Linked DNA regions of Homo sapiens: all the other regions are linked to region 5. Evidence: read pairs that join two places in POLR2A ChIA-PET (ENCODE). Cell type or tissue: CD4-positive, alpha-beta T cell. All regions are shown on one strand. Region 1 overlaps CTCFL (CCCTC-binding factor like). Region 2 has its middle 52 kb from the start of CTCFL. Region 3 has its middle 44 kb from the start of CTCFL. Region 4 has its middle 59 kb from the start of RBM38-AS1. Region 5 overlaps RBM38 (RNA binding motif protein 38).

Region 1 (5,000 bases), 97 kb before region 5:
TTTGTAAAATAATTGGCAGAGTGAGAAGAAACATAAAATCAGATAAGGCAAATGTGTACCTGTAAGGAATTTGTACTTTTTCATAATGCCCAGTGATTAGTGAGTATTTCCCTTTTGCCAGTTGACAAGATTTTTCCACCCTCGAGCAGCGTGAGAGATGCCTCTTTAACACTTGAAATTCATTTCTATCTGGATACAGAGGCAGATTTTTCTTCATTGCTTAGTTGAGCAGTTTGTTTTGCTGCCAACCTGTCTCCACCCCTGTATTTCAAGATCATTGATAAGCCCTAAATTCAAATTCTTAAGATATGGACCTTTTATTGAAAATATCACAAGTTCAGAATCCCTATACAATGTGAATATGTGGAAATAATTTCCCAGCAGGAAGAGCATTATATTCTCTTTGTACCAGCAAATTAATTTAACTCAACTCACATGAGATTTAAATTCTGTGGGCTGTAGTATGCCATCATTGTGACTGAATTTGTGCAATGGTTTCTTAATTTTTTTACTGTTATTTAAAGATGTTTTACATAATTCAATAAAATGAAATGACTTAAAATTGCTATATTTGTTATATGTCAGCATTGGTCTTTAAAAACATCTTCTTTGTCTGGAGAGAATGTGGAGAAATTGGAACCGTTGTGCACTGTTGGTGGGAATGTTAAATGGTGCAGCCACTGGGGAAAGCAGTATGGCAGTTTCTCAAAAAAAAAAAAAAAAAAATGGAAATAGCATTAGTATCTGACCCACCAATCCCACTTCCAGATATACCGTATACCCAGAAGAACTAAAAGCAGAGTCTGAAAGAGGTATTTGCACACCTATGTTCATAGCAGCATTTTTCAAAATAGTCAAAGATGAAAACAACCCAAATTCCATGGACGGGTGAATGGGTAAACAAAATGTGGTATATACATGCAGTGGAATATTATGTAGCCTTCAAAAGGAGGGAGACCCTCACACATGCTACAACATGGGGGAACCTTGAGGACGTTATGCTGAGTGAAATCAGCTAGTCACAAAAGGACAAGTATTATATGATCTTACTTATAGGAGGTATCTAGAACAGTCAGAGTCATAGAGACAGACGGTAAAGTGATGTTTGCCAAGCACTGAGGGGTGAGGGAGAATGGAGAGTTAGTGTTTAGTGGACACAGTTTATTTGGGATGAAGAAAGAGTTCTGGAGATCAGTCATGGTGATGGCCACACAACAGTGTGAATCTACCTAATCATTCCACTGAACCATACATTTAAAAATAGCTAAAATGGTAAATTTTATGTTGTGTTAGTCCTTTCTCACATTGCTATAAAGAAATACCTGAAACTGGGTAATTTATAAAGAAAAGAGTTTTAATTGACTCATAGTTCCGCAGGCTGTACAGGAAGGATGATGTTGGTATCTGCCTGGCTTCTGGGGAGGCCTCAGGAAACTTACAATCAAGGCAGAAGGCGAAGAGGGAGTAGGCGCGTCACATGGTGAAAGCAGGAGCGAGAGAGGGGGAGGCGCCACACTCCTCTGAACGACCAGATTCCTTGAGAACCGCCACTGTCATGAGGACAGCACCAAGCGGATGGTGCTAAATCATTCCTAAGAAACCGCCCCCGTGATCCAGTCACCTCCTACCAGGCCCCACCTCCAACACTGGGGATTACAATTCAACATGAGCTTTGGCCAGGGACAAATATCCAAACTATATCATGTATTTTACTACAACCAAATGTATGTTAATTTCAAAAACAGATAACATAAATATGTTTGAAAACGCAAGCCAAGTTGGTATCTAAACACTGTTTTAAATAAATAAATAAAACTCCTAGGCCGGGTGCAGTGGCTCACTCCTGTAATCCCAGCACTATGGGAGGCCGAGGCAGGTGGATGACCTGAGGTCAGGAGTTTGAGGCCAGCTTGGCCAACATAGTGAAATCCCATCTCTGTTAAAAATATAAAATTTAGCCGGGCGTGATGGCAGGTGCCTGTAATCCCAGCTACTTGGGGGGCGGAGGCAGGAGAATCACTTGAACCCGGGAGGCGGAGGTTGCAGTGAGCCGAGATTGCGCCACTGCACTCCAGCCTGGGCAATAGAGTGGGACTCCGTCTCAAGACGAAAGCTCCTATAAGCACACTTTTATAAATAGTTGCAGTGTTTCGTGTGTGCAACACCTGTTGAGATGTAGAACAAAATTCAGATGAGATGATCAATACCTACTCAGTTACGTGCGTGACTCTCACCCACACCTGGCAAGAAGGTGAAACACCTGGTCCTCAAGTGCAGTTAGTGCTTTTGATACCAAAATAGATGCAGTGACAATAGTGCCCGCAAGAGGGCAGTCGCTTCTGTCTTTTCCGATATTGAGACAGGTTCACTATTCGAGAGTAGGAAGCACGGAAAGTTATAGCAAAGTCTTGGCGATTTTATTAATTCCGCGATACAGAACGAGAACATTTTTTCCTTGGCAAGGAAGAGAAGGGACCTTTGCAAAACCTGGGAGTGAGGACACCAGTTGGCTCTGAGTTCGTGAATGCTTGGTGAGTGACATGCTTTTGCTTAAAATAGTTTTGAGATCCAGCAGGAAATAATTCCGGAATGTACACCTCTTGCACAGTGTAACATCTCTGTTTTGCAGGGAGGGGGTGTTTAAATTACAACATTGTTTGACAACAGTTTTACTATATAAAGGATGGCTTTTAAACAAACCTAAGACCTGGCTGATGCATGTTAACAGCCTCTATTGTTTGAGATCAGTCACTGAAAAGGCTGGATGGGCGTGATGAAACTGAAGTCATTTTATATGATAAAGTTTGACAGCCTACCTTTTGAAAATGGCAAGATATTTTCCAGATATTATTTCCAGTATAAATGTTTAATTTTTTTTCTGATAACCATTGAATAGTCCCTGTAAATGCATTCTTTATGACTATTAGTCACTAAAGGGCATTGTTAGTTCTGCTTAAATATGTTCCATTCAAGCCTCGGGACATTTGGCTTATCAAATCGACTTTCCGCATCTCCTCATGCTTTCACTGCAGTTTATTTTTAATTGACAGTATCGGATAAACACAGATTTTAAGTTTAAGGAGTGAAATGCTCCTCAACACGATGGATAAGTGAGAGAGAGTCAGGTTGCATGTTCACTGCCCCCAATTCCTAAAGCAGCCTAGTTTATGCTATTTTTAGTAACTTTTGAACCATTTCCAAGGCATGGGTGTGATTATGAACCTGGTTCCTTTAAATCATTATCTTTTAAAGTATGCATAATTTAGCATTTTAAGATGCATATGTTTATTTTTCTGTGCATGGCAGATAGATTACTGTATGGGATGCTCACTGCGCTTTGTCAGGACAAAAAGTGCCATCAACAAACTTAATTAGGCTGGGTCTGGTGGCTCATGCCTGTAATCCCAGCACTTTGGAAGACCAAGGTGGGCAGGGTTGCTTGAGTCCAGGAGTTAAAGACCAGTCTGGGCAACATGGTGAAACCATGTCTTTACAAAAAAAAAAAATATATATATATATATATACACACACACACACACACACACACACACACACACACACACACACACACAAATTAGCCAGATGTGGTGGTATGCACCTATAGTCCTAGCTACTCAGGGGGCTGAGGTGGGAGGATCACCTGAGCCAGGGAGGTTGAGGCTACAGTGAGCCTTAATGACCTCACTGCACTTCAGCCTGGGCAGCGGAATGAGACCCTGTCTCAAAAAAATAAAAAATCTTAATGGAGACCAGGCACCCAGCACTTTGGGAGCAGAGGCAGGAGGATAGCTTGAGCCCAGGAGCTCAAGACCAACATGGGCAACATAGGGACACCCCATTGCTACAGAAAATAAAAATTTAAAAAATCAGCTGGGTGCAGTGACAAGTGACTGTGGTCCTAGCTACTCAGGAGGCTGAGAGGAGCTATTAGCAGCCTTTCTATATGAACTCTGCAGCCAGCTTTCATCCACTGTGGCACAATTAAAGAGTTTTTTTGTTTGAGATAGGGTCTTGCTGTGTCACTCAGGCGGGAGCGCAGTGGTGCAAGCAGCCTCAGGCACTGCAGACTTAACCTCCTGCTTTCACAGATGTTCAAAAAACCGGAGATTCTCTCAGTAGCCAGGCCCTTAGCATTTTATTCTGGGTGGTTCAACCCAAAAGAGCAATTCAGCATCTCTCTGCTGGCCTGTCACCCAGTCTTTGTTCCAGAGCCTCTGGAAGTGACACATGACCCATGCTGTGGAATTTGCCAGGCCTCCTCCACGGAGTGACCAGCACAATTGCATGCCCAGGTGACATGGGAGGGGAGCCAACGAGACCCCAGGTTTGCAGTGGCCAGGCAAGGCCCGGGGGACGGGAGGGAGGCAGCAAGAAGACTTGGGGCCTGACTACACGGTTTCCTCTTCCACCTGGAGGCAGACGCGGTCACGTGGAGTGTGGGCAGGATTCATCAACTCATCTGTCTGACTCTGAGAGTTTGTTTGGAGCTTGTTTGGTCTTATATCTGGGTAATATTCCACCTTTGGTGATACGGACCCATTTCCAAATAAGAGCAACTGGTGCTTTTTAAAAATTAGCCTTACCATGTATTGCCATGAGTAGGATGACTTCAGACGTTTGGATGGATGGATGCAGACAGGTAGATAGTTCCTGATAGATATGTTTTTTTAATTCCATAAAGAATGAGAAATCAGTCGTGAGAAGGCGAGGCCTCCACTTGGGCAAACAGAAGTGAGTTTCCTCACGCAGCTTTTGAGCTCAGTGAAGTGCAAAGCAGAACTCTTCTTAGTGCAACTTTCCAACAATGCATTGTTTTACATATTTTTAAGTCTTTAAAAAACTTTTCTGAGATATAACTTACATACAGTAAAATTCCCCCTTTTAAGTATCTATGAGTTTTGACAAATGAATGGTCACGTAATCACCGCTTCAACCAAGACATGGGGCACCTCCATCACCCCAGGCATCCCACTGTGCTCCCAAAATTAGAACAGGGATCC
Region 2 (5,000 bases), 75 kb before region 5:
CCCACAGGACCTGAAGCCTGGTCAGTCTGACACAGAAGATACCACACTCAGGCAGTACCCACCAGTGTCTCTACATCTTGATATGGTCTATGGCTAAAAATGAGACAATTCTTAGACCCATAGAAGGATTCTACTGAAGGAGACTCTAAAAACCTTTTAATCTGATTTTAGTTAGTCAGATGAGCAAAAAGAGGCCCAGAAGGATCAGGTGACTTGTCCAAGAACGCATAGCCAATTGCCTTAAATGGAATGATGCTGTTCCATTCAGCTCCTCCCCGTGGCCGGAACAGATCTGATTGAGTAGACTACAGCAGTATCCACTCTTGCCCTCTCTTGCCCTAGTTGTAAGACCCCCAGTTTTCAGGGGGTTGCATGGCCACCCAGAATAAAGACTACATTTTCCTTGCAGTGAGGTATGGCCACGTGAAACAGGGAGGTGAGCAGAAGTTTTCTCAAGTGTTCTTTAAAGGAACAGGGGACATCCTTCTCTGTTCCTTCCTTTTTCCTGGCTGGAAAGAAGATGTGATGGCTGGAGCTCACGCAATAATTTTGGACCCTGAGGATGGCAGAGTCATGAGTCACCCTAAAGACTTTGTGGAACCTCCTCCTGGCCCTGGAATGCTGCCCCGGACTTCATTTTTATAGGAAAGAAAAATATGCCAGGAGAATCCCGTTTCTTTTTTAAAGAGCGATTGTGATTTCTGCTTGTTTTGTTTTCTGCCCCTTGTAGCCAAACCTCATTTAACTAATAAAGGAAAATATTCAAGTGACAGACCTTCTGGGGAGAGAAAGATGTGATGTTTCAAAGACAGCTTCTAGTAAAGGCTCAATGCCAGCCTCCCCCTCCACCATGACTGCTGACCCTTCTAAGATCCCACTCTGGCCAGCTGCTGCCAAAATATGGCAGAAATTGTGCCAGAAAGTGCCAGAAATGGTGCCCTGTCTGCATAATCCAGGATGGTTCACCCCCAACTCGGCCCTCCCCGTGCCTCTGAGTACCCCCAGTGGCCGGATGCCAGCCACAGGACCATATCCAAATCTCTAACCACAAGGGGGGCGGGAAATGGAGGGTGCGTTCTGGGCCTCCACCTGACACTCAGGGGCTTGTTACTACAGAGAGAAAGGATCCTGGAGCCATCTAAGAGTCCTTGCCACATGGGGGCTCGACAGCTGTTGGGCAGACATCAACTTGATGAGCAAATCCCCTTCTTGTCCCCTAGGCCGAGGGCTATACTTCCCCAAACTCATCCTCCTACAAAGAAGCAGATATTGAGATCAGGGTTGTACCAGAAAATCCAGGCCCTCTGGTGTGTCCATCCTTTCAGAGGTGCAGGGACTAGCTCAGATCTCGGGCTCTGCAGTCAGACGGCCTGGGTTCAGATCCTGACACTGTCTCTTATTTAGCTGGGTAGGTGCGTTCATTTCCTGGGGCTGCTGTAAACTGCCACAACTTCAGTGGCTTAAAACAGCACAAAGTGATTCTCTTACAGTTCTGGAAGTCAGAAGTCTAAGATGAGCTAAAATCCAAGTGTTGGCAGGGCTGCACTCCTTCTGGAGGTTATGGGGAAGAATCCATTTTCTTGCCTATTCTGGCTTCTAGAAGCCTGCGTTCCTTGGTTCATAGCCTCTTCCTCCATCCTCAAGGCCAGGAAAGACTGGTCTTGTCTTCCTCATTCTGACACAGACCCTCCTACCTCCCTTTTCCACATTTAAAGGGCCCCTGTGATTATACTGGACCCACCCAGCAACCCATGATAACTTCCCTCTCTTAAAGGCAGCTGATCGGCAACCCTAAATCTATCTGCCACTTAATTCCCCTGGCAAGGAAGGTAGCACATCACAGGTTGCAGGGATTAGGACATGGACATCTTTGGGAGCTATTACTCTGCCTACCTCAGCAAATTGGAAACAATTTTACCTCTCTGAGTCTGTTTCCTCACCTCTAAAAAGAGAATAGGAAATATCTAGCTCCCATGGACATTGCAGCAAAGAAAAAATAAATGGACCTGAAGCAAGGGCCTCAAACTGGGCACCCACAGGCTCCACTCAACCAAGGAGCATGATTCGCCTCCCATCCAATCTCCATGAGTTGCTAATATTTTTTAACTGGCAAATTTCACATTAAAATTCAGATTTCCTGTTTCTCTTAACTCGTAGGAGGCTCTCACCCACTGGATCTGCTTTCTGGGGTGTTGACAATCAGCTGTACTGAGCCGTGGCTGCCCCTTTGGGATGGGCCGTGGTTCCCCAGTTCACCACAGTCCCCACTTTTCCCTATTGTCTCTCCCTCAGTCCACTTCTTCCAATTACACACCCTGCCTGGCCCCCAGAGGGAGCTCGATTTGGGACATTTGCGAAGAAGCATTGGCAGGCAGAAGCAGCTTCATAAAGGATAGTTAATATTATTTCTATTCACTAAGATCCATTAACAGGGCAATTCTCAAGTTTGGCTGTGCATTAGAATTCCCTAGGGAACTTTAAAAACTGCTAGTGCCCAAGCCACACCTGCATGAAATACACGGGAACTCTGGGATGAGGCCCGGTTCAGGATTGCTGCAGCTCCCCAGGGATTCTGGCCAGGGCATTTTCAGACGCTCCCTGGGAGCTAGAGCTCAGGCAACGTGGAGCAGACGGAGCTCAGGTGCAAGGCTGTGGGGCAGAACTCGCCTCCCCAGCGTCCCCCCGCAGGCAGAGAGGAAGAGAGGGCCAGAGTGTGGATTGTGAAACCACTAATGAAACATGCCAGGCTGCAACAATGAGCTATGGCTGTCTGCACATCCGCTTCCTGCTGTGAAGAGCTGAGGGGCTGCCCGGACACTTGTGGAAGCTTTCAGAACTCAGTGAGTCCTTCACAGAGTGGTGGGGGCGAGTCCACAGCTTCCTTTTCTTCTCTCTGTACACTCCCAGGATGTAGGGACCTGTGAGGCCCCCCGGCTGCTTGTGCAGTGATCATCCTCCTCCTGCTCTTTATTCCAGAGATGGGAAATCTCTGCTGCACGGGTACCTGAAAGTTCTGGCAACTCGGATGCAGGATCAAAATGTGGTTCCATTGTTGGCGATGAACCATAAGCCATACCATTTATCATTATTTATTATTATTAGAGAGAGGGTCTTGCTCTGTTGCCCAAGCTGGAGTACTGTATTAGTCCATTCTCATGCTGCTAATAAAGACATAGCCAAGACTGGGTAATCTATAAAGGAAAGAGGTTTAATGGACTCATAGTTCCACATGGCTGGGGAGGCCTCGCAATCATGGCAGAAGGCGAATGAGGAGCAGTCACGTCTTACATGGCGGCAGGCAAGAGAGCTTGTGCAGGGGAACTCCTATTTATAAAACCTTCAGATCTTGTGAGACTTATTCACTACCACAAGAACAATACGGGGGAACCCATACTGTTCAGTTATCCCCCTGTGATTCAGTTATCTCCAGCTAGCCCTGCCCTTGACACATGGGGATTATTACAATTCAAGGTGAGATTTGGGTAGGGACACCACCAAACCATATCAAGTACAGTGGTGTGATCACTGCTCACTGCAGCCTTGAGCTTACAGGCACAAGCAATCCTCCCACCTCAGCCTCCCAAGTAGCTGGGACCACAGGTGCCCACCACCACACCTGGCTAATTTTTAATTTTTTCGCTATGTTGCCTAGGCTGCTATTGAGCTCCTGGGCTTAAGCAATGCCCCTTCCTTGGCCTCCCAAGGTATTGGGATTACAGGTGTGGTCACCGCTCCAGCCCCCATTTATTAAGTGTATTGAACAAATATTTATGGAACACCTGCTGTGTACCAGGTGCTATTCTAAGTGCAAGGAATAAAAGGGATGGAGTCCTTGCCTAAAGGAGTCAGTGAAATACCAGGTGGCACAGAGGGTGTCCATGCTGTGGAGGAAGGGCAGCAATGGGAGCAGGGAGCTCTAGGAAGAGGAGGGTGAGTTAATCATTTCTTAAGGGGGTGGTGAGAGAATTTGACAACTGAGCAAAAGGAGAGAGTCTTGTGAGAGAGGGAGGCCAGGCAGGGGACAGCAAGGGCCTGGGGTAGGGGTGGAAAGGGTGCCTAAGGACCATAAGCCACGCTGGCTCATGGGACCCTGATCCAGGATTCCAACAGGTGCTCACCTAATCCCTAAGCCCAGGCTCTGACCCCCACGCTCAGGTGGTTTTGCTCCATCTCTGCTGAAGTCTAGGTTGGCCCCTCTGCAAGTTCAGAAGTACTGCAGTGGCTGCCCTGGTTAGCGCCCGCCCCGAGGTCCCACCCAGTCCATCCTGCAGCCCTGTAGGGGAGAGGCAGAGGCTCAGAGGGTACAAGCCACTGGCTGGGAGGCCGAGGGGCCTGGATAGGCCTTGCTCTTGTGCCATCCAGCATCGTCCTGGCTCTTGCATTCACGAAGTGTCCCTTGGAAAGAACAGCCTGGGCAGCCAGAACTTCCTTCATTACTCCCTCGCAAGGGAGGGGGACAGGCGAGGCCCAGATGCCTGCCCTCTTCCAGACAGTCCTCACAGAGAGAATGGTCCCCCCAAGCAAGGATGTCTCCGTGATCCTGGGGGCAGGTCCCACCTCTGGGGGTGCATAGCCCAGGCCCCCCGGGCCCACTCAGAAGGCAGACACCTGGGCCAGGGCAGGGGACTGTTCCCTGTTGGCCTCCGAATTCTGGACAGCTGGCTTTTGTGGGGAGGCTGCAGGCCCCAAGCCCATCCCCCAACCTCACCCACCCAAGCATCACCCTAGAGACAGAGGGGAGATCCGGGAAGTGTGGCAGCTGCCACTCCATCTCCACCGGCCAGTGCGGCCACCTTGGACTCATGTGTTAAAGGAAATGGTGAGGGCAACCCCGAAACGTAAATCCTTGTTACCGGCTCCCAACCCACTGCAGTTTAGTTTCCAGGGCAGGAGAAGCTAAACGACCCCCACTCCAAACCCCCACTGGGCACTTGGCCAGCACAATTGTGCCTGCCCTGGAGATTAGGGGAAATGGAAACAAGACGGGAGGGAAGAGAAAA
Region 3 (5,000 bases), 83 kb before region 5:
GTATTTGCATTGACCAGGACAGGGTCATCCAGGGGCCCAACTCTGAGAATGTTCCCGACCTGTCTGGAGCCATGCCCCCTCCTGCTCTGCTCCATCCTCCCGCAAAGCAGCAGCCGGATGAAACAAAGCTCATGTTTCACCAGGCCCCATGGTAAATGCTATTGGAACCCCCAAAAGTTTTCTGAAGACTGGGTTTGTTCTTATTACTTAAGGTTGATCTAATCCATCCCAAGACTTGCATTGCTGAAACAGACTGTAGCAGAAACACATGATTCTCACCCATTTAGGGATTTTTCGCACGTCCAGACACATGACAGTTAGCGTATTAGTCGGTTTTCACACTGCTGATAAACACATACCCGAGACTGGAAAGTAAAAGTGGTTTAATTGGACTTACAGTTCCACATGGCTGGGGAGGCCTCACAATCATGGCGCGAGGTGAAAGACACTTCTTACTTGGCGGCGGCAAGAGAACATAAGGAAGATGCAAAAGCGGAAACCCCCGATCAAACCGTCAGATCTCATGAGACTTATTCGCTACCATGAGAACAGTATGGGGGAAACTGCCCCCATGATTCAAATGATCTCCCACCATGTCCCTCCCACAACACGTGGGAATTATGGGAGTATAATTCAAGATGAGATTCAGGTGGGGACACAGAGCTAAAGCATACCAGTTAGTAAATGACAGTAGAGAAGCCCACTTTCCCATAAGTCAGCGAGCCTGTCTTTATAAATGGCTCAAAGGTTTCCTTCTAACTAAAAAAAGGGGAGAAAAAAGGGTCCCTTTTGTCCCTGACATATGAAAGCCAGCATTTTCTGAGGCAGCTGCATTCCCTGATTGGGGCCGAGGGCCGGACCCTGGGCTCCTCCCTTCCTTGACCCTCCCTGCCCGCGCCAGGCCTCGGGTTCTCTGGGAAATTGAATTGGATCCTGGTTTCCCATCAAATCCAGCAACTGCCCATCAGCTCAGGATGCCTTCCATAACTATCTGTAGCATTTGCTCCCCAAATTTACTTAAATAATTTTAAAAGAAAACTCTACTGTTACCAAAAATGGAAAATCATTTTCTTAATAAGCAGGAGGGATCCCCCAAAGTGAATGCATTGAACCCTCCTCGTGTCTTTAACTTCTGTTGGAGGCTGGGACACAGGAGGCTGGCTGCCAGTGGAGCCTGCCCGAGTGTGAAAGTCAGGCTCACCCCTAAATAAGAAACCTCTTTGTAATCACAAGGATTGGAAAATAACTGGAAAGGGCAGACCTGCCTCAGCTCGGGACTCTATGTTTTTAAGTACTGTGCCCATGCACTTCCACAATTCATCTTGCAAGGCTGCAAGCCACTTAGAAATGAGTGCTGAAAAAACAGAAGCCTTGAACGTGAGGGATGCGGGCTACAGGGCGTTTCTGTCCAGCCACCTGCACGGCCTTCATTCAGCTGAGGTGTCCGTGAGCACTGCACAAGAAGTACCAATTACAAGGCCAGTCCAGGGCTCCGGAGTCAAATTAAAACTGTGTCCCAGTTCCTGCCCCACCGCTAGGTGACCTTAAGCAAGGCCCTAGACTTCTGGGAGCCCGATTTCCTCAAGCCAATCAATACACGTTAATTGAATGCGCTTCCCAGCTACCAGGGAAATGGGGAGGAGAAAATGTGGTTTTCACCATAAGGATGCCGAAGACCTCTCCTTGCCCTCTCCTCCCCCTCTCCTCCCCCTCTCCTCCCCCTCTCCTCCCCCTCTCCTCCCCCTCTCCTCCCCCTCTCCTCCCCTTCTCCTTCCTGTTTCCTTCCTGTTGCTTGGGGTCCTGCAGAGCAGGTGCCCCCTGGCCTGTGTTACAGGGCTTCTCTCAGAGGCATGCTGGGAAGCAATGGCTTTGGGGGGACCCCTGTTTGTAGCATTTGCCATTTCCATGCTGGCAGATTTCCTGCTATCCAGAGGACGCACAGGAATGCACGTCCAGACCTAAAGCATTTCCTTCCCCCAAATGCAGCCGAGGTGGCACCCCAAGAGCCTGGGGAATGGTGAAGTGCAGTATGCTAATTAGGGAGTGAGGTGTCCTGAGGAGCTATTATCTCTGTTTTTAATGTAATTCCTTTAATTACATGTTTGTATCATTTAATTTTAATATTGGCCATATTTAACAACACATATGCAAATAATCTAGCCATCAGCGTTTGTAGGTTCACTGGCAGGAGCCGGGTGGTGCACACTGTGGCCTGCTGAGCCTGCATAGACAGAAAGTTCCACAGTAGCTCCCCCGACACAGCCCAGGGCAGGGGCTCAGGCAGCGCCTGCACTCCGTGTTCTCCCTGCCTGCTCTTGGTTGCACCTTCCGGTGTCACTCCAGTCTTAGTGGGGCTCTCCTCTCCTGGTGGCACAGAGGTGGACAACAGTCCCAGGGGTCCCAAGGGATCCTTGGGGATCCCAGCTGAAGGTCTCTGGCCTCTGGGTCCCAGCGATGTCCTGAACCAGGGGCCATACGGTGCTTGGCTTGGCCGGCCCTGACCACTCCCCTCCCCTGGGTCTGGAGGTGGAGGGCAGCATTATGTGGACTAGAGCTGGGGGCAGGTGTCCCAGGGAACATCTGGTGGCATTAGGGAAGAGGGGGCTGTGACTGTCCGGCAGTCAGAAACATGGAGGGTCCGCCACAACCTCAGAAGCTCCTGGTCAACTGTGCAATCCTGTTTCAGCATTCTGTCGGAGGCTTTACAATCTCGAGATATTTTTAAACCTTTTGGTGCTTGGGGTTGTCAGATTTCGGAAGTAATACACCCTTGTTTAACAGGGGAAACAGTAATATTCAGCCCTGCATGAGAGTGAGGTAATCACCTCCACAGCCCCTTCCTCCCCCACTTGCGGGGGGCTCCTTCCACGCCCCGCTGCTGGCTGTGCTGACTCAGACACACGTGCACGGTGCAGGGGTTGCTTTGCATTTGCTACCGTAGACCCAAAACACACACAGGATTCTGCACCTGGCTTTTTTTCACTGCACAGTAAAGCTTGGGGTTCCCTACCAGAGAGAGCCCTGCAAACAGGAGGGTTTGCTCTCACTAAACCGGAGGCTGGGAGCCTTTTCATTCATTGCTCCTTCTGAAGGCGTAGAAAAGCAAAGATCTCTTGAGATTTCTAAATTTGGTCAGAGTGTACAGGGCCGTGCAGGGTGCCTGTGTGCTAAAAATATCAGCCCGGGTCTGGGGTGATGGCTGCGCGCTCAGAGAAGGGGCTGTGGGGAAGATGGCTGGAGGCGTACCTGGGGTCCCAGACAAGGCTGCCTCAGCCTCCTCCAAGGGCCTGGGCCTCCCCACACTGACATCCATGCTGCCAGCCATGCGTGCGGCACAATCATGGCTTAGGGAAGCTGCCCCAAATTGAGTAACCCTTCACCTGAGGTCCTACACCCAGGGGTTGAACACCACCTCGGGATTGGGATCCTGTCTAGGATTCACCCGCACCGATATTTACTTATTTCCAACTCACTTTTTAAAATCAAATGCATTTATTTTAAAATAAAATCTCACAGTGCTACAGTACACGGGAAACCCATATCACTTGTCTTAAATGGTAATGATAGGTAGACATCATATATCTCATATATAAAATTATAATAGGCCAGGCGCAGTGGCTCACACCTATAATCCCAGCACTTTGAGAGGCCGAGGTGGGCAGATCACCTGAGGTCAGGAGTTCGAGACCAGCCTGTCCAACATGGTGAAACCCCGTCTCTACTAAAAATACAAAAATTAGCTGGGCATGGTGGCAGGTGCCTATAATCTCAGGTAATCGGGAGGCTGAGGCAGGAGAATTGCTGGAACTCAGGAAGCAGAGGTTGCAGTGAGCCGAGATCATGACATTGCACTCCAGCCCAGGCAACAACAGCAAGACTCCATCTCAAAAAAAAAAAACAAACACCAAAACAAAAATACAAAAATTAGTTGGGCGTGGTGGTGCACACCTGTAATCCCAGCTACTTGGGAGGCTGAGGCAGGAGAATCCCTTGAACCCGGGAGGTGGAGGTTGCAATGAGCCGAGATCACGCCACTGCACTCTAGCCTGGGTGCTATAGTGAGACTCCATCTCAAAAAAATAAAATAAAATAATAATATTGTTATTACTGTTATTAACATTTGTGGGTGTTTGCTCTGGGTCAGGCACTGTTCTGATACACTAGCATGTTAACTGGTTTAATCCTTGCAACAGTCCCTGGGGGAGGTCCAGGGTTGGTGCTCCCTAATAGCCTCATTTTAGGAAAGTAGTTTAGGGCCTCAAAAAGACACATCGCTGCTAAACCAAAGACAGGGACCACTGAAATCGTAGTGAAACACCTCTGGTGGATTTTGGATCTGAATTTGCTTCTGCATTTGCTTTATTCATTCATTCACTGATTCCCTCATTCATTTGTTTGGCAATGTCTGCTGAGAACCCACTCTGTGCCCCACACTGGGAAGGCGGAGAGTGGGTCCTGTCCCAGCCCTCCTTAGCAGGACTGCAATGGGGAAGGCTGCATTAACCAACAGGCATGGTGTGGTGGGCACTTCGGAGCTACAAGATGGGTGAGGAACAGGGTGTTCACCAGCCTAGGCTAGGAGGGTGCTGCTGGGTCAAGTTTCTAAACTTTTAAGGATGAAAATAGGTGAAATTAGGGAAGAAAGGAGGAGGATATGGGTGAAAAAATGAAAAAATGGGTGAAGCAAGTTTCATGTCTTCATTGGATACCCCTATTGTTAACATACTGGAAGAAGAATTTAACCTCATTTTCCTTATCTGTAAAATGGAAACAATGGTACCAGCTTCAAAGCATAACGCCAGATTTTTGTTTTGTTTTGTTTTTTGAAACAGAGTCTTGCTCTGTTGCCCAGGTTGGAGTGCAGTGGCGCGATCTCGGCTCACCGCAACCTCTGCCTCCTGGGTTCCAAGCGATTCTCCTGCCTCAGCCTCCCGAGTAGCTGGGATTACAGGCGTGGGCCACCGTGCCCGGCTAATTTGGATAACATCAGTTTTAAAACA
Region 4 (5,000 bases), 53 kb before region 5:
TTTCTTGAAGGGATCTCACTCTGTCGCCCAGCCTGGAGGGCGGTGGCATGATCATGGCTCACTGCAGCCTCCACCTCCTGGGCTCAAGTGAAAGCAACAAAGGGCTGGAGGTGGTGGGGACGGGAGAGACTTGGGCATCTGCTGGCCTGGAAGAGGGCAGGACAGGAGCTTAGAGGCTGGAGACTCGGCTGCCCAGGTGCATGTCTAGTCACACTCATTCACCTCCTAGCCCTCTGGAGTTTCTGGTTCTCCAACCTCTCTGCCAGTCTGATGACCCCACGTCATCACATATCACCAACTCTTACCTGATAATCAGCCACCCACCCAAAAGCACACTTTTTTTTTAAGACAGAGTCTCGCTCTGTTGCCCAGGCTGGAATGCAGTGGTGAGATCTCGGCTCACTGCAACCTCTGTTTCCTGGGTTCAAGCGATTTTCCTGCCTCAGCCTCCCGAGTAGCTGGGACTATAGGCATGCGCCACCATGCCTGGCTAATTTTTGCATTTTTAGTAGAGATGGGGTTTCACCGTGTTGGCCAGGCTGGTCTCGAACTCCTGACCTCAAGTGATCCGCCCGCCTAGGCCTCCCAAAGTGTTGGGATTACAGGCGTGAGCCACTGCAACCAACTTTTTTTTTTTTTTTTTTTTTTTTTTTTAAGATACAGTCTTGCTCTGTGGCCCAGGCTGGAGTGCAATGGCGCCATCACGGCTCACTACGGCCTTGACCTTCTGGACTCAAGTGATCCTCCCACCTCAGCCTCCCGAGTAGCTGGGACTATAGGTGCAGACTACCACGCCTGCCTAATTTTTTCTTTTTTTGTAGAAACGGGGTCTCACTATGTTGCCCAGGCTTCGCTCAAACTCCTGGGCTCAAGCAATTCTCCCACTTCAGCCTCCCAAAGTGCTGGGATTATAGGCATGACCCACTGCACCCAGCTACTTTAAGTTTTTTTGTAGAGATTGGGTCTCACTATGTTGCCCAGGCTGGACAGTCATTTTAACTCCACCAGGTGTCCTGCCTTCCACAGGCATTCCTTTGTCAAAGTCAGAATCAAGCCCTGAGGTTGTACCATCACATCACCCTGCACCTGGTCACTTCTCACAGCCTCCCGCCCTCGTCATGTGAAGCCACTGACACCTCTCTCCTCCTCACCTCCTCCCTCTTTCTGCCCTTACACCCTAGTCTTTATTTATTTATTAAGACAGAGTTTCACTCCTTTTGCCCAGGCTAGAGTGCAATGGCATGATCTCTGCTCACTGCAACCTCCGCCTCCTGAGTTCAAGCGATTCTCCTGCCTCAGCCTCTCAAGTAACTGGGATTACAGGCACACACCACCATGCCCGGCCCCACTCTACCACTCTAGTCTTTAAAACACAAGGCAGAACAATCTCATGGGCCCCGTTGTCCCCCGTCTCACTCAGTCAAGTCCAAAGCCCTCAACAGTGCGGCACAGGCCCATCCCGGCCCGACCATCCCTCCCCACGACAGCCCCTCCAACCTCATCCCGCCACACTCCTTCTTGTTCACTGCCCTGCAGCCACACTGGCCACCCTGCTGCCGCCCCTGCCTCAAGGCCTTTGCACTGGTTGTTCCCTCTGTTTGGCACATCCTGCGCCCAGGGCCTGGCTCATTCTCTCCATTCAGATGTCTGCTCAAATGTCACCTCCCCAGAGGCCTTCTCTGACCACCCTGCCTAAGGCAGGCTCCTGTCCCATCCTCCTCCTGCCCTTTACCCGGTTTAACTGTCTCTGGCGTCCTTCCACCTGACATAGCATAGACAGCACGTGCTTGTGGGTTTATTCCCGGCATGGCTGTGCAGATGGCCCAGCAACTGGCCTGAGAAGGCTTCAATAAACACTGGCTGAACAAATGAAAGAGTAGGTGAATGAATGATTGAGTGAACGAGTAAGCAGATGAAGACCCATCCTGAAGACTCATCCAACCCTAATTGCTCATGAGTGTTGCCAAGTTGCCGCTCTTGTGAGGGGCAGATAAGAATGTGGTTTCCAAAGTTCCGGTTCCTCTTGAGCAGCGGAAGCGCTCCCCTGTGACCTCTGCAGTGGGAACAGCAGCATCCCCTCTCATAGCCCCGCAAAGACAAGGCTCCTGGGCCTCCTTCTAAGGGGCAGCAGGACTCGGGGTGCCTGGGGAGGTCAGGCCTGCATCCCAACACCAGCACTGTCCCCATGGGCTGTGCGGGCCCGGGCTGGTTACCTGACCTCTCTGTGCCTTGGTGTTCTTATCTACAAGATGGGTACAAAGAGGATTTACGTGGCTGCAGGGCTGTTGTGAGAACTGAATACACTCATACGCAGCCAGGCTGAGAATGGTCCCCCGTGAGTGCTCAGTAAGCAAGAGCAAGCATCACCACGTGGCACCATGGAGAAGGGTGGTCTTCCATTATCTCCTTCTCTTTCTTGGGGCAAGGCGAGGCATGTGATTGTCCCCATCTGGAGCTTGGCCAAGCCAGAGCAGGGGATGTGACAGAGCCCTCAGCATGGTGACATCCCGGAGTTTTGACTATGGGGCTGCAATAGCCACAAGTGCACTGGTGTGCCATGCGGATGTTTCACCTTCGGGGTCTGCCTGGGATGAGCTGCCATCCCCCCTTCTTTGCTGCTGAGGCAGTCAGACCTGAATTGTCTCCACCCCACTGCCAGCTTCACTGAGGAGGAAAGAGAAAGAAAAGGAATGCCGAGGCCCCCAGACAGGAGGCCAAAGATACACAGCCCTCTGGGAAAGGGGGAGGTGGATGCCCAGAGGTGAGGAGTGCTGGCCTGGGGGACTCCTTCGGGGGGCTCCGGGGCTGGCTAGCTGCGGGTGCTGGGCCCAGCCCTGGGCTTGTGTGCCCATAGGGACTGTACCTTCCACATGAGGGGACGTGACCAAGCGGCTGCAACCACACACCTCCCGGCCGGGGCTCGACAGAGCAAGAGGGTCATGAGTATTTCTCACAGAAGGTGAAGTGTGCAGACACAGTGCCATCTGTGGCCTGCACGCTCTCCGGGCCCCTCCAAGCCACCCCCTCCGTCCTTTCTCAGGCCGGGTCCACCCTAGAAACCCAGTGTGTTGGCAGCAGTTTGCCCCAGATGGTCCCTGCTGCTCCCAGCACCTCAGCTCACCCGGCCATGCCCCAGCCTCCAGTGCACTTCATCACCTGCCCTAGAAGCAAGATGCTGAGACCTCGAAGACTGCACTCAGACCCTCAGAGCAAAATATTCGCAACTAATGTGCCAGCAAATTTCCCAAAGCCAAGTAAAACTTAGGATCCAGCAACCCTCCAGTGAGTCCCGAGCAAGGGGCTCGATGATGTGGTTTTGCTCTCCCTCTCCTCAGGCCACTCTGGGCAGGCAGTTTGTCACCGGGAGAGATGACTGCCCCCCCTCACTGGAGCAGGACTGGTGACCACACTGGCAGCCAGATGTTGGCCCAGCGTCGTAAATGATGCAGGACGGCTTATCGGCCACAGGAAGCCAGAGAGCCAGGCTGCAGCCACACAGAGTGAAGAAACAGGCTTGTGGGAGAGGAAGCTGCCCAGCCTCGGTTATGCAAAGTATACGGGGGTGCGGGGTGGGGAGCGGGGGGGCTCTTCCTCTATTACATAATTATCTCTGCATCCCTGCTGGAGGGAGGCTTGCACCTCAGCTGCACTTCCGAGTCACTTGGGGTGTCGAGTGCCACCCTAGGGATTCTGGCACAGTTGGTCTGCAGCATGACCTGGGCAGGAGGGTTTTTTAAAGCCCTCTGGATGATTCTAGGAGCAGCCAATGTTATAAACACAGGCTCCAGATTTAGAACACAGGCTCAGGTTCAGGAGCAGAGCTTCAGCCTACAGGTCCTGAGGGATCCCACCCAACTGCGAGGATCACAGAGACTAAGCTGTGAATAGTGCCCTGGAGTTGTGCAGTTTACAGCCTGTGCAACTGGACACAGCCGACCTGATGGGGGGCAGGGGAGAAAGTGAGCATCCAAACTACTTTGTTGGTGAAGAATGACATGGAGGTGCAGGTTCAGACCCCAGTGCTGCCACCTGTTCAGGGAATTTGTACTCGGTGCCTCCTGTGTACGGGCACTATGTACCCAACCTGAGTCATGCAGATGATATTTATGGGAGGGAGACAGAGAGAAAACAAATAATCCCGCACACAAATATATAATGACACATTTAGTAAAAACAGGCGGCAGGAAAGAGCAAGGGAAGTGTGGTGGGCAGAATAATGCCCTCACCCCAGTCTTAGAACCTGTAACTACTCTAGGCTGCTCGGCGAAGGGGAATTTGGGCAGCAGATGGAACAGAGGTTGTGAATCAGCTGGCCTGGAGATGGGGAGATCATCCTGGACCATTGGAGAGGGCCCAGTGTCCTCACAGGAACCCTTCAAAGTGCAAGAGGGAATGGGAAGAGGGGCGGCAGAGGGAAGACTCACCCCGAGGCTGCTGCCTTGGAAAGGGAGGAACCGAGGACCTGAATCCTGCCAACCACCCCAATGAGCGGGAAACAGGTGCTCCTTTGAGCTTCCAGAAAGGGGCACAGTCTGCTGACACCTTGACTTGGGCTCACTGAGACCCTGGACAGAGGGTCAGTGGAGCCCACCCAGACGCCTGACTTAAGGAGCAGGTGAACTAATCAAGAGGTACTTCAGGCCATGGCACTGGGGGTCACGTGTGATACTAGCAAACAGAAAACACACAGTCAAAGCCTCAAGCGAGAGTATGGTCTAGTTTGGGGGTAAGAGAAGCCTTCCTGAAGAAATGGCATTTGGGGTAAGACCAAGAGGAAGAAGAGAAATGAACTTGGCAAAGTAGGGAGGCAGAGAGAAAAAAGCGGGCCAGGGCCCTGGGCAGGAAGAAACCCACTGTGAGCAAGGGAGGGAGAGAAGTCCAGTGCGAGGCACTATTGCACGCTACCAGCCTCAGCTTCCTTGCCTGTGAAATGGGATTATAACAGCATGCCCTCATTGGGAGAATGAAGTGGGCTGGGAAATCGTACAGCAAAGTAGCTA
Region 5 (5,000 bases):
AGAAAACTTCTATCCTCCCACCAAGACCCCAGAGAAGGGTCTTGCACCAATCAGAGGCGGATCTGTTTACCAGAGAATTAATCCCACCACGTGTGCAAAGTCCAGGCAGAGCCAAGGAAGAAACCACAGGAATGGGTGGGACAGACCCCCCACATGCCACCCAAGCCCCACTGCAACGCTGGACACTGGGCACAGGCACCTAGCTGGGGTCCGGGGTGTCTGCGGAAGGATGACTCAGGGGTTCTCTGCTTCCCTCTAGTGCCGGAGCCTGGGCAACACCAAACCCCCAAATCACGGAGCCACTGAAACGGGCCACCATTAGGGCTGGAAAGGCCAGGCCATGCCGGGAGGGTTGGGCATGCAGGAGGAGCTGGCTCTGCCACAGCCCAGGAGAGGACAGGGGGACCCCGAGCCTGGTCCAGACTGGAAATCTGAGGTGCCTGCCTCCCTTCCCGTTCACACGTGGCCCAGGCAGCATTTGCACCCCAACACACCCAGGGTCAGCACACAGTCAAGAGCACCCCAGCTGACTCTGTCCACAGAGACTCAGGGGTCCAAGGGCAGGAAGAGCCCCAAGCCCGGATCCTGGCCATGCCTGTCCAAGTCGCATGGACCATCACTCAGCCCCTCCGGCCTCTGTTTCCCCATCTGTAAACTAAGGATGCTGCAGAGTCCAACAGATTGCCCCCAAGACAGAGGGCTTGGGCCTCCGGCAGAGTCTGAGAACCCCGTGGTGGGCGGGAGAGAGAAGTACAGATGGTGCTGGGGACACATGCTGCCCACACTCAAAGCAGAACTCGCAGCGAAAAGAACTGACCACGGCCCAGGAGGACTCATTTTCTGAACATAAAGTCGCCTCTGAAAATAAAAACGAAAAAGGCAAATGAGCCCATTTCACTTTCCCTGCTCTCCAGGGGCCTTGCCCCACCTCGGCAGAGACGGACCGCAGCTCTTAGGGTTCTGACTCCCGCCTGGCTGGGTGTGGGAAGGTCCCCGAGGCGCCTGGCAGGCAGGAAGCCAGGCCATGGCCCTGCCTCCCGGGAATCCCCAGTGACTTGTGAGGGGGAGGGCCGGGAGGTCTAGGGACATTCAAGTTCTGTGGGGCAGCCAGCCACAGGACACAGGTCGAACGCCCTCTCTGTGGGGCAATGCCAGGCCCGGAACAGCATCTCCACCTGAACCGGCCCAAACTCCAACTCCTGACCTTCTCCCCAAAACTGTACTGCACAGCTGCCTCCACCCCAGTCAGGGCCAAGCCCATCTCCCATTTCAAAGGCCCAAAGCTCCAGAATCTTCTTGGACTCCTCTTTCTTTCCCAGGTTCTTTAAAATAGACACCCAGAATCTCACTGTATCTCACCAGGGCCGCTGGTGCAGGCAGCACCCTCGTCTCATGCCTGGATTACTGGGCATCCTCTAAGGGCCTCCAACCACCACAATACCCTCGGCAGTCCAGGCTCAACCCAGCAGCCAGAAGCAAAAACACTCTGAAAACAAAAATGCAGACTGACCCATCCCTCCTCCGCTCGGAGCCTGCGTGGTCCGGTGTCACTTGGAGGAATGTAGCAGTGCCTCCCTGGGTCATCAAAGTCCTCTAGGAGCTGAGGCTACCCTGTCGGGCCCTGAGCCTCCCCGGCTGCTCCCTTCCCCTCCCCAGCTCCTGTCGCCTTCTGAGGCATGCTGACCTCCTTTGTCTCTGTCCTCCTCTCAGCACCTCGCTGCAGAAAGCACTGTGATTAGGAGCTGGGACCGGGTCTCCCCTCACCCCCATGGCAGGCATCCCCAGCCTGGCACAAAGCAAGCAAAGATCTGTCAGACAAGCTGACCCAGTGTCCAGCTCCCTACTCTATCCAAATGAGATCAGCAGGAAGGTCCTGATGCCCGCAAGCACACTGCAGAGTTATCAGCCTGTCCACCCTGGACACAAGGTGAAACTGAGGCTAAACGAGGAAAGCTCGAGCTTGGGCCTCCACTCAGTCTGTGATCAGGCTTCTACCCTGAGACAAAGCTGTGCCCCTTGGCCCAAGGCTTCCAGAAGAGGCTCCCCAAGCCCAGCAGCGAGCCAGGGTGAGAACTCATGCTCGGAGAAGAGCCCCCGCCACCCAAAGGCTGCTTTCTGTTTCAGCAGACAGGACAAACAACAGGTGCGGCACGGGCGCCCGCCCAGGAGGGCCACGGTGCAGCCCACGCCTGGCTCCAGATGAGCTGCCAAACAGGAAGCCTTGTGGGGGGGCAGGGGGGCGGCGGGGCCACCACGAGACACCCTGAGGGTGAAAACGTGACGCCACAGTGTTGGGGGGAGTCACTTCCTCCCAGCCCCCATGCCGCCTGGCTCTGACCTCAGCTTCTGCCCCTGCCCTGCGGTGCTCACCCTGTGCCCGCCACGGCGACCTGCAGCTGGCCTGTCACCCTGGGCCTGGGCTGCTCGCTCTTCCCCAGAAGCCAACAGGGCCCATTTCCGCCATCCTCAGTGGAGCCTTCCCCAGCACGCCCGCACACGTGTGCGTGCGTACACACACACACACACACACACACACGCCATCACCTGCAAACAGCTCCTCTGGCTTTGTTTCACTTTGTATTATAAAATAATAAAAGACTCCCAAGAAGTTGCAAAAACAGTACAGAGAGATCCTGTGTACCCTACCTCCTCCATCCCCCAAGGGCACATCAGAGTAACTAAGGACATGAGCAAAACCAGGACACTAACCCAGGCACACTGCTATGACCTGGACTGCAGGCCTTCAGCACGCTGCATCATCTTCTACACACACCAACATTCTTACATGTCATGTGTAGTTACACACAAACTGTGAAGCTTTATCACACACACAGACACATCTCCCCACCACTGTACTCGAGACGCGGAACTGTTCCGTCCCCACGCAGGCACTCATTCCGCCAGCTTCCTGTTTAACTGCACGCATCACCATGTGGGCCCACGAGTGCACAAACAGAATGTGAGCACGAGATCGGGGACCGTGTCTTTCTTATTCAAAGGATCCCTGGCACCAGGTCTGGCATACAGCAAGCACTCAATAAACACCTGATGAATGAATGATGCTGGGAGTAGCTGTCGACATTCTCCCCAGCTTGTGCATCCCATGCTCTCAAGGAGACAGACATCTTCCCATCACTGCCTCCCCAGTACGTCCTCTTGCTCTGGGGACCCAGGTGCTCTGTCCAGGCCCCGTGGTGTGCACACACCAAGGCCCCGTGATGGTAAGGGCAGCCATCTACTACCCAGTGGGCACCAGAGACCTTCACACAAAGGACGTAGGGGTCCCTGAAACTATACATGCAGTGGGGCAGGCACATGCCTGGGAGAGGGTCTCACGGTCATCATCAGTCTCGAGGCCTTGTGCTCTGAATCATCCAAGAGCTGCCATCTAGCCAGAGGGAGGCGTTGAGTCCTTGTGGGAGGGACAAGAGTCTCGCAGCCCACAGCTCAGGCCCCACCATCCTGGGATGTGTGAACTCAGCAAGTCTCTCAGTTGCTCTAAGCCTCGGTTTTGCACAGGTAATCAATCAACAGACCCTGAAGCAGGGCCGGCAAGAGATGCGTCACTGACAAACCGTGACTTCCCAGGGCCAGGCCCTCCACACACAGTCAAGTTGGCCCTGTAGGGAAGGCAGTGTGACCGTTCTCACTCACAGATGGGGAGGAGCCTGCAGAGACAGGCTGGGCCTGGCCTTAAGCCCAGGCAGACCCCCAGGGCTCTTGCTCCTGGATACAGCCTGTACCTGACACTCCGGAGTCCGAGGAGCCTGTCTTCTCATCTCAGAGCCCCTGTGGTGGCCGTGTCCTGTCACCCAGTTGTGGCCAGTGAGACTTAAGTGGAAGCCTGTTGTGGCCTCTGTGAAAACTTCCATTTTTCTGCTAAAAAAGACAGAGGCAGTTCGTACTGGCCCTTATTGTCCTTTCTGCCCTGAACGTGGGTGGGATGTCTGGAGCCGTGGCAGTCATCTTGTGACCATGAGGCAAGGTCCAAGAGACTCACAGATACTGGTCCTCATGCCACTAAATCCAGGGGACATTTGGCAATGTCTGGAGACATTTTTGGTAGTCATGACTTGGGCGAGGCAATGCTACTGGCTTCTAGGGGTGGAGGCCAGGGATATTCCACCCCCTTCAAACGTTCTATAATGTACATATGAGGCACTCTGTGAACGGGAGTCAAGGCCACAGCCAGGCCCCCTTAACAGGCAGGGAGACCCGCACCCAGGGAAGCAGCTGGCCCTTCAAAAATAACCCAAGGAGAGGCTCTGGGTGCAGCTAGTCCCAGGACAAACCTCTGCTCCCGGTGCCCTCAGCCCAAGAATGGACAGACACCCCTTGACACAGGGCACCGTTCCAGGCCAGACTAAGCTCTGCCTGGACACAGACCCTCTCCAGACTGCTGCACCTCCCCTCCCACCGGCAGGTGACAGACACACTCAGCTGGCAGACACCCTTGGTGGGCCACGGCCACCGGCTCCTGCTGTGACTACCACGTGCTTGCCACTGCCGAGGAAGGCTCCTCCAAACCGCGGACAGTGGCCACATACAGTTAGGTCAGAAATGCACAGGTGAGTTAGGTCTCACAGAGCTTGTTCAACTTAAAAAAAGGAAAAGAGGCAAGGAAACTCCGGCAAATAGCATAAAGTGTAAAGTTCTTTGGTAAATCATTCTAAACTAACATTTAAGACCCAGCCAGGCGAAGAAGATTCCACAGGGTCTTGCCTAAAAGCAGAGCTGTGGGATCTTCAGAGTTGTCCAGGGCAAGGTATAAAAGGTCGGGGTCAGAAAGTCAAGGAAGAGTTCAGCCAGGCACGGAAGGGGTTAACTGGTGGACAACCCTCAGCTGCCTGGGCTCCTGGCTCCCACCTCCCTCCATGCCCTCAGCCAACAGCAAGTCGCTGCCAGCCCAAGGCCGACAAAACTGGCCGCTGAGTCAGGCCCGGCTGTGCTCCCGGGGCCTGATTGTTCACAAAGACAAAAGGGACGCTGACGGCCCAGCT

What was found. ChIA-PET counts read pairs that join two places held together with the same protein. Peaks named below come from ENCODE experiments on the same cell type or tissue, not always from the same donor. Only the 100,000 strongest peaks of a DNase experiment are listed, where the experiment ranks them.
Region 1: POLR2A ChIA-PET joins it to region 5 with 12 read pairs; 13 of 35 experiments call an interaction of 5 or more read pairs at or near these places.
Region 2: POLR2A ChIA-PET joins it to region 5 with 19 read pairs; 19 of 35 experiments call an interaction of 5 or more read pairs at or near these places.
Region 3: POLR2A ChIA-PET joins it to region 5 with 15 read pairs; 20 of 35 experiments call an interaction of 5 or more read pairs at or near these places.
Region 4: POLR2A ChIA-PET joins it to region 5 with 14 read pairs; 13 of 35 experiments call an interaction of 5 or more read pairs at or near these places.

What each region holds. Positions count from the first base shown.
Region 1 is chr20:57,492,734-57,497,733 of GRCh38, reverse strand. It overlaps CTCFL (CCCTC-binding factor like), which reads left to right. Exons shown (of 11, transcript NM_001386993.1): 11 at 1-568. Among named protein-coding and RNA genes, the nearest start is that of CTCFL, 30 kb to the left of the region's middle. RefSeq lists a silencer at 4,594-4,794. In CD4-positive, alpha-beta T cell, a CTCF peak has its summit at 2,305 (motif pointing right); a DNase peak (open chromatin) is centred at 2,313; H3K27me3 peaks cover 495 bases.
Region 2 is chr20:57,471,124-57,476,123 of GRCh38, reverse strand. No RefSeq gene overlaps it. Among named protein-coding and RNA genes, the nearest start is that of CTCFL, 52 kb to the left of the region's middle. RefSeq lists enhancers at 1,036-1,105, 2,116-2,615, 2,616-3,117, 4,789-5,000. In CD4-positive, alpha-beta T cell, no CTCF peak of the experiment used is centred here; a DNase peak (open chromatin) is centred at 2,753.
Region 3 is chr20:57,478,875-57,483,874 of GRCh38, reverse strand. No RefSeq gene overlaps it. Among named protein-coding and RNA genes, the nearest start is that of CTCFL, 44 kb to the left of the region's middle. RefSeq lists a silencer at 1-45 and enhancers at 336-535, 2,298-2,517, 2,728-2,777, 2,788-2,907. In CD4-positive, alpha-beta T cell, no CTCF peak of the experiment used is centred here; no DNase peak of the experiment used is centred here.
Region 4 is chr20:57,449,080-57,454,079 of GRCh38, reverse strand. No RefSeq gene overlaps it. Among named protein-coding and RNA genes, the nearest start is that of RBM38-AS1, 59 kb to the right of the region's middle. RefSeq lists enhancers at 1,734-1,923, 1,540-2,040, 1,914-2,058, 1,853-2,147, 2,100-2,599 and 1 more and a cis regulatory region at 1,978-1,995. In CD4-positive, alpha-beta T cell, no CTCF peak of the experiment used is centred here; DNase peaks (open chromatin) are centred at 1,999 and 3,469.
Region 5 is chr20:57,395,786-57,400,785 of GRCh38, reverse strand. All of the region lies in intron 3 of RBM38 (RNA binding motif protein 38), which reads right to left. Among named protein-coding and RNA genes, the nearest start is that of RBM38-AS1, 5.2 kb to the right of the region's middle. RefSeq lists enhancers at 1-820, 1,795-1,884, 1,862-2,361, 3,937-4,898 and a silencer at 2,135-2,254. In CD4-positive, alpha-beta T cell, CTCF peaks have their summits at 47 and 263 (motif pointing left); DNase peaks (open chromatin) are centred at 995, 2,305, 2,885, 3,495 and 1 weaker place; H3K4me3 peaks cover 3,212 bases; H3K27ac peaks cover 4,683 bases.